2 separate regions of the Homo sapiens genome follow, and region 1 is linked to region 2. The links are chromatin contacts, found by Hi-C or POLR2A ChIA-PET in ENCODE. All regions are on one chromosome and are shown on one strand. The core of a region is the stretch at or near the end of the contact, and the rest is flanking DNA. Distances in the headings are between cores, read along the strand shown.

What was found. A loop is a pair of places that touch in the nucleus more often than their neighbours do. ChIA-PET counts read pairs that join two places held with the same protein, here RNA polymerase II (POLR2A). Pooled maps may share reads with other maps.
Region 1: a loop to region 2 is called in a map of PC-9, with 6 times the contacts of the local background. The contact joins the promoter of LNPEP here to the enhancer-like site in region 2. A Hi-C loop is called at or near these places in 5 of 168 maps with a recorded cell type or tissue (Caco-2, IMR-90, MCF 10A and 2 more) and 10 of 50 pooled maps. POLR2A ChIA-PET finds 5 or more read pairs at or near these places in 2 of 52 experiments (A673 and AG04450).

What each region holds. Positions count from the first base shown.
Region 1 is chr5:96,933,608-96,940,852 of GRCh38, forward strand. LNPEP (leucyl and cystinyl aminopeptidase) reads left to right here and starts at 2,473. Exons shown (of 18, transcript NM_005575.3): 1 at 2,473-2,567. The coding sequence starts at 2,549. It overlaps LOC124901030, which reads right to left and starts at 2,468. Exons shown (of 1, transcript XM_047417984.1): 1 at 484-2,468. The coding sequence starts at 2,468. The coding sequence ends at 1,764. It also overlaps a transcript of ERAP1 not described here. RefSeq lists enhancers at 677-886, 947-1,076, 1,387-1,526, 1,827-2,136 and silencers at 1,157-1,276, 1,717-1,786, 2,727-2,796, 2,927-3,006.
Region 2 is chr5:96,611,989-96,619,018 of GRCh38, forward strand. All of the region lies in intron 4 of LOC101929710 (a long non-coding RNA gene), which reads left to right. It also overlaps a transcript of CAST not described here. Among named protein-coding and RNA genes, the nearest start is that of CAST, 47 kb to the right of the region's middle. Within about 2 kb of position 2,188, at least 17 of the 41 ENCODE cell types and tissues checked have a DNase peak (open chromatin) inside an H3K27ac peak, as active enhancers do; they include A673 and PC-9, where a contact is called at or near this core.

The sequences.
Region 1 (7,245 bases), core at 1,223-3,722, 320 kb after region 2:
AACACAAGGTAACATGTTTCACACTTAAAAGCATGATAGACTGTAGGTTACAGGTGAAGTGAGGTGAGGTGATTTAACAAGCTGCAGTGTTTTAAATATCTCCTATACTAAGTGGTTTGGTTGCAAAAGGAACTTCAAGGGAACATGACATGACCTAAAATATAGAGAAGAGCGTCTTATTTAAGCAATACAATGTGTGAAGTATGTTAACAAAATCTAGCTCTGCGTGTACTATATAATATCTGAACTGGGATACATCAGCTCCTGTGGTTCACTATTTTTGGTTCTAAAATGTCAGTACTAGGGGCCAGCCTAACGGTTCTGATTACCTTTCACACATTAGGGAGATAGCAGCTCTGAGGTATCATATGATACAGACACCTTCTCTGTACTGATCAAACACATCATTCAGTATGGAGTCATTAACTGGAAGGGTTTGCAGCAGTGGAAGTGAACTCTAAACACCACTATGTCCTTCACTTATTCATGCAAAAATTATTTATTGTATACTTACCCAGGCATTGGGGATACAGCCTTAAAAAAGATTACGACTCTGCCCTCACAAAGCTTGCATTCTTGAGAAGGGAGACTGATAATAAGCAACAAATCCAAAACATTGTTTCAGACAGTGATGAGTGCTGAGAAGGAAATAAAGCAAGGCCAAGTCTTTATAGAGTGTTTGTGGCTATTTTAGATGTATGGTCAGACAAGGGTTCTTTGCAGAGGTGACATTTGAGCCGAGACTTAAATGACAAGATGGAATCAGTAGGCAAAGCACTAAGCAGAAGAAACAGTTCTTGTGCGAGGAGCGAGCAAAAGGAATTATTAACAATGATGGATGGAACTTGGCGACTTCCGGGAACAGCATGAAGGCCTTTGTTACCAAAATATGGTGAGTATGTGCTGATGAGGTCCCAGAGTTAGGCAAGGAGTTTCATTTTTTATTCTAAGTGCAGTTGGTATCCACTGGAAGTTTCAAGTAGAGCGTGCGTTGTGAGGGATGTAATAACAACAGGCAGTTTAAAATACAATATTGTACTTCGATTTGACTTCTTCGAAACCTAGTTTCCAATTCCAGTGCTGGTCAAACAACACCCTGGCCGTCCCTGTTTGAGCAGGCTGTTTGCGCTTGCCGCGGCTTGTTTGTCCCTGGCGCCCCGCTGTTGAAAGCCTCAGAGCGTGTGACAGTTGGCAGGCGCAGTGAGGCGCAGCCCGAGCCAAGTCAATGCAGGGGCCGGGGCTGAGGGAGGGGAAGAGGCAGAGGAGGCGGTGATGGCGCGCTGGGAGGGCGGCGGCCTCTGCAGCGAGGGTGGTGGCGATGCGCATACCGAGAGGATAAGGAAGCGGTTCCCGACGAGCCTCCTCGGGGCTTATGGGGCCCCTGGCGGTTCGGCCTCGGAGGCTAGCGGGGCTGCCCGATTTGGCACTGGAAACAATGGTGGCTCGGGGCTGGAGGCAATGGCGCGAGTGCTGGGGGGCAGGGGCGACTAGGGGAGTTTCGGTTTCTCGGGCCTAGCGCCGCGGAGCCTTGCTGCGGGCCCCAGTGGTAGCACCCCCGGGAACCGCAGGTGTTGATTTAAGGCTCGGAACAGGCGGGCCTTCTGCCCACATCCTGCGGCGCCCGCGACCCGGGCCGGGCGATCCGGCGCCGGGTTTTGTTATCCGCCCGCACCTAGAGGCCGCAAGGCAGCCGCCAGCCCCGGGACTGGACCCCAGGGCGCCCTCGGCCCTGCGAGGTCCCCGCCCTCTCTTCCGTCTCCTCCTCACCGCCCTCCTGAGGCACTCTGATGCGGGCGGGCATCTCTGCCGAAAACACCTACAGCGCCCGCTCCCTCGGTCCTTCGAGCAGTGATCCCTCCGCGGCCAACCTCCCCAGGGAAACCAGCGATTCGCGGTTCAGATAGCGACCTTCGCCCGCAGGTTCCTGCTCTGCCTTCAGACTTCGGCTTCAGTGGCACCTGCTCAGCGAGGCCTCGTCTAACCAAGCCATCCGAATTAACTACCCACTCACTCGCCATCACATCACCCCGATTTAATTCGCAGCGGGGCACTGACTTTACACTCGTGTGTCTTCTGTGTTTATTTATGGTCTGTTTCTGGAATGTCCGCTCCTGGGACTGGGACCATGATTTTCTGGCGCAGTGCGGGTGTCTCGGCGTCCGGGATCGGGCGGGTCGCAGTAGGGCTCCACATTTGTTGAGTGACTGAACACCGTTCCCGGCCGGGGAGAGCGCCGCAGCCGGGTCCACTTCAGGTAGGGGCTGGGCTTTCCCGGCCCCGCCTAGGCCCCGCCCCCAGCGCGAACCCGCTCCCACCTCGCCTGTCCACGGAGCAGCAGGGGGTTTGACTGTGCTTTTCCCTCTTGCTTCCCTCGCTCTTTCTGCAGCTGCCACGAAAACCCGGAACGGCGGAGCGGCGCCGCCCCTCGCGGCACCTCCCTGGCAGCCCTTGGAGGCCGCGCTGGGCATGCTCAGTCAGCTGGGCCGCCTCAGCTCTCGGAGTAGGAAGCTCGGGCGCTCCGGCTGTAAGGAGCCGCGGCGGGGGGAAAATGGAGCCCTTCACCAATGGTGAGTGGGCTGCCGAGGCGCCGGGACCCGGGCTCTCCGGAGCCCTGAGGGTCGTGGGCAGTCGTGACACGCGGGGTCGGGCTGCAGCCGTCTCCCCCAACACCGCGGGCTTCCCACGAGGGCTGAGGGAGGCAGGGAGAGGGGATCTGGGGGAGGCAGGGAGGTTCGGGGGGCGGGCGGCGGCCAGTGCGGGACCCGGGGCTGGCTTGAAGGTCAGCGCCGCCGCCGCTCGCCCGGGGTGCGGCCGGTGGGCAAACAGCAAAGTTTGGGCTGCTGTGCGCAGAGGAGTGGGCAGTGGGAAAGTTGGCAGCTCAGGTTTGCCCCCGGAGGAGGCGGTGTCGGCCCGACTCTCCTGTAGGAGCGTTAAGTTGTGGCAGCTGCCGAGCCCAACTTTTGTGGGGCGCCAGGAGCTGTCCCCCTGCCCTTCAGTGAGCTGCCGGCGTGACTTTTCCTAATAGGGCGGGGTGGGGGTGGGAGGCTTGGCAGGTTAATGTTGTGGAAGGAAGGGAAACTTCAGGAAAGGCTTGCTCACCTCGCTCGGTGCCGCGGAGGTGCCTGGCCACAGTGCCACCCTCCTGACCCTGCCGAGGTACTCGGCAGGGCCACCACGCATCCCCTCACTGGCTGCAGATCACATCAGTTTTTCAGTCAAAGACTTGTTAATGTCAAGGGTCCGTCACGGTGGTGATACCACTGTGTGACAGGAAGCGAGAGTCAACGCAGGGAGCCTGCACCCTGCAAACAGCCACAGCCCTTCACTGAACGGGGAGCATAAATCCCACCCTAGTTAGAACCATGGCTTTTGTGCGGACCAGAAGTGCCAGAGCCACAATATAGGGGTGAGATGTCTTACCGTTTTGCGGTGTTGAGTGTGTGGATTCCCTTTTAAGATAGAAAGTAGGAAAACTGCCAGTAAGGGAGACGACTCACTAAAAGAGGATTCAGTCTCTGGTTGACATGTTTTGCTGAGTGTGGTTGGTTACTTCAGGTACAGTATCACATTAATAGGGGCCACAGTCTATATCCCTGTTTAGTTTGTTAGTTACCACTCAAGAGCAGACAGATATTGTCCACTTTATCCCAAATCCCAGCCAGACTTTGTTGTATGCTGTGCTTCATTCATGGGGCTGTGAACTACTGATTATATTCTCCCTATTCCTAATGTAGAATGCTTTATTCTACTGCCATCTTTCTGTCTGCACTGTTTAATTAGGCTTACTGATAACAACTTTAATTCTGAATTTTCTTTCTCATTCAGGTTCTATTTGTAATTACTAAGACTTAAAGAATAGTCTGGTGAAGTTACTCGAAGAATTAAGGAAGGTTTGAGCTAAAATGAACTAGAGACCATCTAGTACTTTAGTGTAAAATATGTTTAATACAAGTCGTTAAGTCCTTGTAAGTGACTATTCCAATGTTCATTCTTTGTTTTTGGAAGAATGCTTGGAGTTACCATGTTTTTAAATGTGAAATTTCATCTAAATTAAAAAAAAAATCTCTGTGATGAGGCTGACTCACCCATTTGGTCAAGATTAGTGCTAGCTGATTTGCTGAACCTTTGCCTACAGAATTAAAGTACTTTCTCAAGTTTTAAAATTGGTGTCTTTTCTCTTATAGAATATGCTTCTAGATTGCTTCTAGATGTGGGTATTTGCAAACTGTCACATTTGGGAGGACAATGGAAAAATCCCACAGAAGAGAACAAAAAAAGAAGCAATGCTTCAACTTTCATGTAGGAAATTGGATTTCTGATTCTTTCCTATCTTTCAGAGTTGATGCTGGAGACAGCTTGGCAGTGCATAATTTTGGTTAATGTAGCAATCACTCCTTGGAGCCTTATTTAGCATCCTTTTACAAGGAAAACAGAAACGACAATATCTACAGTCAATAAGAAATTAAATGTTAGCAATTTGAAGTGCTTTTCAGGTTTAAGATGGACAGGGTATTTATTTGAAAACTTTTGAAGGATTGCTGTAGAATTTTCTAGTGTTTTCAAATGACATGGTACAGTAGACAGTTATATACTTCATCCTTTTGAGTACAAAAAATAATGCATGTATAATGCTCCCATTGGTCTGGGTGTGATGATGCAGAGTATTTCATTATCCATAGAATTTATGATTGCAAGATTTATCAAGCCTGGTATTGGATTTTGTTACACGTTCATCCTCTTTTAATGGAATCTTTCCCACTTACACTTTTTCATGTATCCCTATATATGTAGAGAGGTGTATGAGCTTAACAAAAAACAGTTTCAGTAATTTAGGACCACATATCTTTTAGTTAAAATCTTGTCAGTGGTTCCATCTACTGACCTATGCATTTGTAAAGGAAGTGAATTTAGCTTATATCTTGTCACTCTAGCCTTCAATACTCATCTATTCCAGTACGTTTTTTTTGTAGTTTCCCTGTTTTCTGTCCAAAGTTGCCACTGGTATGACCTATTTTTGTTGGGCCCTGCTCTCTACCTGTTGATAATTGGTTCATTTGATGAATATCCTATGTTAACCTGTTCAGGTAACATACTTCTGCAACCCATTTAAAATGCATATCCCTGGAAAGGGCTTATAAGGATGGATCTTAGTGCTAGGAATTCCCATTTAGCTCAGGATCTATTTTTGGCTTTGTCCTTGGGAGGGATTGCTATTATGTTGAAGTCTGGACATCTGGTCTGGGTTTGGATCTTTGGTGGCTTTTTTTATGAAGAGAGATGTGCTGGACCAGTACTTAAGATTGTTTTGGCAATAATGATTATGTCTTATTAGGCAGGTAGAGGTAAAACTGTTAAGTAATAGTGATTTGTATATTACAAAAAAAAAAAAAAATTGAAGGCAACTATCTGCTTTTTTGGTTAGAGATATTAGATTAAATAATTCTTTGATGTTTATCCAGATTTTTGTCTTCATTTGCATGCAGGGTTGGTATATTTTGTAAAAACTTAAATTCATCTTAAGAAATGCAAATGCTAAGGTTCACCCTCAGAATCTGATTAAGGAGGTCTGATTATATATGAAATACATACTAGAAAGTATGTATACTTTCTTTTTTTTTTTTTTTGAGACACAGTCTCACTCTGTTGCCCAGGCTGGAGTGCAGTGGCACAATCTCAGCTCACTGCAACCTCTGCCTCCCGGGTTCAAGTGATCCTCCTGCCTCAGCCTCCCGAGTAGCTGGGATTACAGGCGCCCGCCACCATGCCCAAATAATTTTTGTATTTCTAGTAGAAATGAGGTTTCACCATGTTGGCCAGGTGAACTCCTGACCTCAAGTGATCCGCTCACCTTAGCCTCCCAAAGTACTGGGATTACAGGCATGAGCCACCGCGCCCAGCTGAAAGTATATATACTTTCTAGTTTGTGATATATTCTAAAGTATATCTAAAGGTTGGTATTTTGGCATTTTGAGGTCCCAGAACTGAAAACATAAATAGTTTTTTTTTTCATATGAATGTAGGTCCTATGAATCACTTTTATTACCGCAGTGTGGTGCATAATCAAACAAGGAGGACTTAGTTGTCTTAAAAAATTATTTTTGCTTTCATGTTCAGATTGGTATCCAGTTGAAAGTATTTTTCAACTTCAAAAATGGGAAGTCTGGGCAACAAATGAGATATTTGTGGGTTGTAATACAGTATAAAATTGTGATTCCATCTTTTAATCTTACAAATAACAATTGTTCTATAGATATGTGAGTCTTTTTAAAAAAAAATTTTTAGCATCACTTCTCAAAAATGTGAGCATACCACATTTTGTTTTTATTTTTCTTTTGCTCTATGATAAATTTCCACATTGAAAGACAACTCTTAAGAAATAGGAGCTCATAGTTTCTCTGTGTGATGGAATATAAGTTAAATCCTGTTTTTATCTTTCTGTCTTAAGTTTTTAATTTTATTTGGGGGAAATAAGACTGTTAGGAATTAAGTGTTAGCATCACTAACAATCTAGGGTTAAAGCTATAGCTAGAAACAGCCCAGTTTTTAACTGGAAACTAGTGGTAGAAAAGTTCTTTGCTATTACTTGCCAGTTTCCAAAAACTGTCTTGATACATGCATAAAAACAGCATATTTTAGAAACTCTTATAACCGGTGATTATCATTTATCTGTAGGTTATCCTTGAGAACTCAGCCTGAAAGATAGATAACCAGAGAGATTGGTTATAAGGAAATTATATAGAAAATAAGTGGTAATTTTCTGCTCAGTAATTCAATCATACAGCTATCTTTTGAATGCCCATTTACAAGTAGATTTTCTGCTAGACACAGTTACATTAAAAAAAAAAAACCCACAACCTCGTCATCAGATAATGCTTACCTAAATAAGAGAAATGAATAGAAGAACCTAGTTTTGTTGTCATGCTAATATGAAATATGGAAACACAGAAGAAATAAAAAAGCAATAAAGTTTTGTCTAAGACAGTATTCTAATTATGAAATAAATGTACAGAAACTGTTCATAACTGTTTGCATGTCTACTAATTTAGTGTAATACTCCTATTAGGAAACAGCAGTATTAACCCTGTCTATGAAAACATTAGGAAATTGAGATTTGAAAGAGTTTAGCCAAGATTACCCCAGATGTTGGGATGGACCTAGATGAGGCCTGTGGTTCTTGGCAGTCGAGGTGAGGTCAGTGCAGCTATGTTTTGTCAATTAGTCACCTCATGACTTGAAAACTGTAGG
Region 2 (7,030 bases), core at 938-3,437:
CGATGGAAATGTAAATTTGTTCAGCCACTGTGGAGAGCAGTTTGGAGTTTCCTTGAAGAACTAAAAATAGCACTACAATTTGACCCAGGAATCCCATTACCATGTGTCTATCCGAAGGAAAAGAAATAGTTCTACTAAAGCTATTCCTGTACTTGTATGTTCATGGCAGCACTATTCACAATAGCAAAGTCATGGTGCCCACTAATGGTGGCTTAGATGAAGAATATGAGATACTTAGACACTATGGAATACCATTCAGCCTTAAAAAGGAATGAAATCATGTCCTTTGCAGCAACATGGATGCAGCAGGAGGACATTATCCTAAATGAATTAACACAGAAACAGAAAGTCAAATACCACATATTCTCATTATAAGTGAGAGCTAAACATTGCATGCATGTGGGCATAAGATGGGAACAATAACACTAAGGACTCCAAAACAGGGAGGGAGGAAAGAGAGCAAGAGTTGAAAAACTACTTACTGGGTACTATGTTCACTCTCTGGGTGTTGGGTTCAATAGAAGCCCAAACCTCAGCATTTCACAATATATCCACGTAACAAACCTGCATACATACCCGCTGAATCTAAAATTTGAAGAAAATAAAACAAAAACAGAGAAATCTGCACTTGTACCGGTTTAAAGAAATAAATACGTTTTAATCTAATCAAATATATCAAATCTTTTACTTTATAATTTTGGTTTACTGGATTTTGTTAATATGCTCTTTCTTACACTGAGATTATGCAAAAATTCTTCTGCATTTTCCTCAAACTTATTTTAGTTTTGCTTTAGATGTTTAGATCTCTTATCAACGGGGTAACAATTTATCTTTGTGTATGATATAAACAAGAAGTCTAAATAAATATACACACATATATACATACATACACACATATATACATGTGTAAATACACAGTACATGTAATTTTTCTCTGTGGGTAACCAATTAATGTTTATCAGTTAGCCCATGCATGTTCTATTGATTTGTAATGCCACTGCTTCATGTATCCAATTTCCAAATATGTATGAGTCTCTTTCTGAACTCTCTATTCTGTTCCACTGGCAAGTCATCCATCACTGTGCCAATAGCACACTGCCTGAACTACTATAGTTTTATAATAAGTCTTGATATCTGGTAGAGTGACCCTCTCCATCTTCTTCTCTTTCAGAATTTTCTATTCCTAGCTGTTTTCTTCCATTCAAATTTTGAAATAAGCTTGTCAAGTTCAGCAATAAAAATCCAGTTGAGGTTATAATTTGAATTGCATTAGAATAGATGGATTTGAAGATGAATGACAGTTTTCTTCTTATCCTTGAACATGGTTTCATCTCTCCTTTCATTTAAGTATTCTCGAAGGTCTTTCAATGAAATTTCATACTTTTTTCATATTTGCACATCCTTTGTTAGATTTAATACTAGGTACTTCAGATTTTGTAATACTACTATTTGTGCTATCTGTATTTTCTGTTTAAGTCTTCACAACCCTATGAGTTAGATATTTTCACGTTCATTTTCTAGCTAAGGAAACTAAGGTCCAGAAAGATTAAGTAACTCACCATGTTATCAGTAGTCAGTGATGGGGACGGGATGCAAAACAAGTTCTATCTGACCCCAAATTCTGTGTTCTTAACCTCCAATCCATACTCTGTCTTCTGATGATTGTCTTTAAAGCATTTTTAAATGAAACAACTTAAGGGTATTCAAAGGCACAAAACAACAACAACAATAGTAACTACCTATCTCCCTGGAGAAAACGTTAAGTACCTCAAACTTTATTCTCTATACAAATAACCTGGGACTTCTATTACAATGTACATCTTAATCCTGTAGGTCTGGGGTGGAGCCTGCAAATATTTAGGTATTCCCAAATGTCTTTCAATGAAATTTTATACTTTTTAAAATAATTGCACATCTTTTGTTAGATTTAATACTGGGTGCCTTATACTGTTTTTTAAATTGTTGTTCATTTATCTGCATTGTGAGGCTGGGTATCCTCACAGCCCTATGAGTTAGATGTTTTATGTCTATTTTGTAATGAAGGAATCTAAGGTATAAAGTAACTAACAATATATCATCAGCAGTAAGTGACCAGGTAATACAAATGCTGCCGGTCCAAGGAACCCCTTCCAGAACCACCACTAACTCTACAGCATTTTCTGGTGAGGAACCCTTTAATTAACATGATTAAAGGTGAGAACTCCACCAGATGGCAGCAGAAGCTCATCATTTTGTCTCAAATGATTCCATTTCCCTCTGGATGGAGTGTTAGCTGTTGGCAAATGCCTGACTCGTTAGGTTATTGCGGTGAAGTGAATCAGAATCAGGGCCTTTCACTCCTGATGCTGTGTGCAATCTTACCTACTACAGCGCCTCAGTGTTGACAAGGGATTTTCAGCAAAAGCATCCAGCCGGGACATGCCCACGAGCTTCTCCCAAAAACCTTATGGCAGGAGGCTTATAAATGAGAATGAAAACTGTTTTCCATGGGTTGCTTTTTCATCACAGTGAGTTCAATTTAGGTACTTAACCAAGAAAAGGAAACATGATTTGAAATGTTTGGCAGGGGATTAGAAGAGGAAATGATTCATTCACTGTGGGGAACGGGAAGCTATTCAGGCAGATAAACCTGAAACAGAGTCCAAAGATTCAGAGGAAATCCAAGAATAATGCCAGGGACCCACCTCCATCCAAAGCCTAGGCCCAGCCTCTCCCCAGGGGTGCCAGATTACCCCTCTTCCTCAGTGCTTTTTTTCTTTTTAAAAACTGAATATATATATATAGTTGAATTATGAAAAGGATCCATCATCTTGTACTGCTCCCACCCTAAGCTTGGTAAAATGAGGCACCTGTCACTAAGAAGGCTAATGAGTTCATTATATTCTCTTGCCTTTTAGTTACTTAAAAGCAATAATTTGGGCACTGGGGAGGCCCTCAGCGCTGCCTTGAGTGAGCTGTGAGTAGGCTTTAGCCTAGTATAGGCAGCCCCCAAATTTCAATAGTTCAACTTAAGATTTTTGAACTTTACGATGGTGCAGAAATCATATGCATTCAGTAGAAGCTGTACTTGGAGTACCCATACAGCAATTCAATTCTGTTTTTCAATTTCAGTACAATATTCAATACATTACATGAGATATTCAGCACTTTATTATAAAACAGGCTTTGTGTTAGATGATTTGCCCAACCACAGGCTATTGTAATTGTTGGAGCATATTTAAGGTAAGCTAGGCTAAACTATGATGTTCAGCAGCTTTGGTGTATTAAGTGCATTTTTGACTTACAATATTTTCTATTTCCAGTAAGTTTATCCCATCGTAAGCCAAAGAGCAGCTGTACAGGATGGCATTTGGCAGTCCCTAGGCAGGTCTCACTTCCTCCTCTCCCCTTACTCTGCCATAACCATCTCTCCCATTGACTCAGTCAGCACTGTCTGTGCTGCTGCACAGGGCTGTCTCCCAGAGTGTGTTCACATAGTCCAGTCTATCAGATTGCTTTGCTAATGTGCCAATGGCAACAGGGAGAATGAAACAGACAAGGATTCTGTGGGCTGTCCTTGGCTGAGACGCACATTGAGGGAGAATTCAACCTGCTCCACCACGCCAGGCCCCAGGGAAGGAGGCCAGGGAGCCTAAGAGGGGTCAGGTGGAGGTGTATGGTAGTGAGTAGGGAATCAGGAGATTATCAGCCGTCCTATTATTTAATGGTTCTTGCTTCAAGCATTTGCTGGGAAAGAGGGGTCCCGAGAACAGGTCCATGCCACTGAGACTCAGTGACTTATACTAGGGCAAGTGTAAATGTTCTGGTATTAGGGTTCTCTTGACAACCAGAACTAATAGGGTAAATATATATTAGAGTTTATTAAGGAGTATTAACTCACATGGTCACAAGGTCCTACAATCGGCCATCTGCAAGCTGAGGAGCAAGGAAGCCAGTCTGAGTCCCAAAACTGAAGAACTGGGAGTCCAATGTTCAAGGGCAGGAAGGATCCAGCACAGGAGAAAGATGTAGGCTAGGAGGCTAGGCCAGTCTAGTCTTTTCACGTTTTTCTGCCTGTTTTATATTCTGGCCATGCCGGCAGCTGATTAGATGGTGTTCGTGTTCACCCAGATTAAGGGTGGGTCTGTCTTTCCGAGCCCACTGACTCAAACGTTAATCTTCTTTGGCAACACCCTCACAGATACACCCAGGATCGATACTTTGCATCCTTCAATCCAATCAAGTTGACACTCAGTATTAACCATCACAGTTTACATCTCAGGCTCCAAGTGTTAAATCTTCATCCATAGCTCTAGAAGATGTTCATCTAAGCATGGAAGTGATGCTCTGTAGGGCAGTGTCCTAAGGGAGCCCCTCCCTTAACCCTTCTCCAGCCTGTGAGGTCCTACTGAAGAGTCAGAGACAGAAAGCAACCAAGTAGGTTCCTCCTGACAAGAAGCTTCTAGAAGTCAGGAATTCCAGCCTCATGTATGGCCACCATCCACTTTAGTGCCTGGGACATTGATGTGGCACAGACTGTATTGCTAATTAACTTGCATGTATCATCACACTCCATCCTCACCAAGATTCTCTGAGGTAGGCACTGGTACCATCTTCACTTTACAGGGAAGAGAACAGCAGCTTAGCAGGTCAGGGTACTTCTCCAAAATCATGTGGCTACAGGATGTGGAGTTGGGGTATGAACTTAAAACTGAGGTCCAGGGTCCAATGTGTGGCCTCTTAGACACCAAGCGCTCGCTCGCTCTCTCTCTCTCTCTATATATATACACACACACACACACACACACACACACACACACACACACACATATACATATACATATACACCAGAAATAAGACACCAAGCATCTTGACCACTGGCCAAGATTATCAAAAAAATTTTTGGTAGTGGGTTTTGGACCCCAGGACTCTTTTCTCTGAGTCCGAAGCCTCTGGTTCTCTCATGGCAGGGCAGGGCATGGTGCCCTGGAGCTTTCAGCCGCACTTCCCTGTTGCTGCCTTGACCACACCTTTCTTATGGCTCTGTCTTAATCCGTTGACACATCAAGGCCATTGCTTGAATCATAGGCTAACACACTGGGACAGGTTGCTACTGTGAATCACTTTATAAAATAAAGACACCTTTTATTTAAAAATTCCCAAGTTGATTTTTTGTTAATTCTCCACCAGTGATTTTCAACTATCTCTAAATCACTGACTGCTCTGAGAATGTAGTAAAAGCTACAGACTCTTGCCCTATAAAAGAGCACACACACACACAACAGGGCACACAACTTTAGGTAGGGTTCATTTATCCCCCCAAGTCCTATCTAGAAACCTCAGGCTAGGAACCCCCAACAAAAATGGCGATTATTTGGGTATATTCAAATTGGAAAACACCTACAAAATGCCATTGTCATCATTTACTAAAGGACAAGCTAAAAAAAGAAAGGGACAGAGCTTGGACATTATTCACCTGAAGTTTGTATATTTTAATCTTTATGCAGGCATCAATAATATTGCTTTTAAAACTCTTAGGAGGCCGGGCACGGTGGCTCATGCCTGTAATCCCGGCACTTTGGGAGGCCAAGGCGGGCGAATCACAAGGTCAGGAGATCGAGACCATCCTGGCTAACACAGTGAAACCCCGTCTCTACTAAAAATACAAAAAAAAATTAGCCAGGCATGGTGGTGGGTGCCAGTAGTCCCAGCTACTCGAGAGGCTGAGGCAGGATAATGGCGTGAACCCGGGAGGCGGAGCTTGCATTGAGCCAAGATCACACCACTGCACTCCAGCCTGGGCAACAGAGCAAAATTCCATCTAAAAAAAAAAAAAAAAAAAAAAAAAAAAAAAAAAAAAAACACTCTTAGGAGAAAGGATTTTACTAGGAAGATGTAGAGGTTATTCTAATTTTTTAAGCAGTTCTATCTGGTGTCTTAAGGAGGGAGGAGGATTTGGAGATTACTTCAGCTGGAAGGAATAGCATTTGCCTAGCTGGACAGGAACCAGGGGTCTGTCCCACATAGGACAAGGCTCTGCTCTCCACACAGGACAAGGATCTTCTAGGGGTGTTAACTGAGGGGGGCCAGTGGCAGGAGCTTGGCTTAGAATGGGAAAACAGATCAGAGACTTTAGCTCCATCCACGCAGTCCTACAGGGCTAACTCCAGGGCCCACTTGCAGAGAGGAGAACAGATTTTCAGGCAGAAGGTAAATGTTGAGCATCTTAGGATATTCTTGAGAGTCCTTTGCCCTCCTGGGAGATCTATCTGAGCTCTGTGCTTCTTGGCTTAAAGATAATGTAACAGAGCTTTGCAGTCAGGCTAGGGTGAAAAGCCATCCTGGTTTGCCTGGTATTCTCCTGGTCTTAGTGAGATGTGACAACGTGCTAGCAGCCCTTGCTTGCTCTCAGCACCTCCTCGGCCTCGGTGTCCACTCTGGCCATGCTTGAGGAGCCCTTCAGCCTGCCACTGCACTGTGGGAGCCCCTCTCTGGGCTGGCTGAGGCTGGAGCCAGCACCCTCAGCTTGCAGGGAGGTGTGGAGGGAGACGCACGGGTGGGAACCGGGGCTGCGCATGGCGCTCGCGAGCTAGCGCAAGTTCCAGGTGGTTGCGGGCTTGGCAGGCCTCGCATTCGGGGCAGCGGGCTGGCCCCAGGCAGTGAGGGGCTTAGCACCTGGGCCAGCAGCTGTGGAGGGTGCGCTGGGTCCCCCAGCAGTGCCGGCTCACTGACGCCACCCTCAAATAGCTCGCATTCTTGCCGGGCCTCAGCTGCCTCCCTGCAGGGCAGGGCTCGGGACCTGCAGTCCACCATGCCCGAGCCTCCCCCACCCCGTGGGCTCCCGGGGGACCTGAGCCTCCCCGACAGGCGCTGCCCCCTGCTCTGAGCGCAGGACTGGCAGGCAGCTCTGCCCGCAGCCCCGGCACAGGATCCACTAGGTGAAGCCAGCTGGGCTCCTGAGTCGAGTGGGGACTTGGAGAACTTTTATGTCTAGCTGGAGGATTGTAAATGCACCAATCAGCACTCTGTATCTAGCTTGGGGTTCATGGAT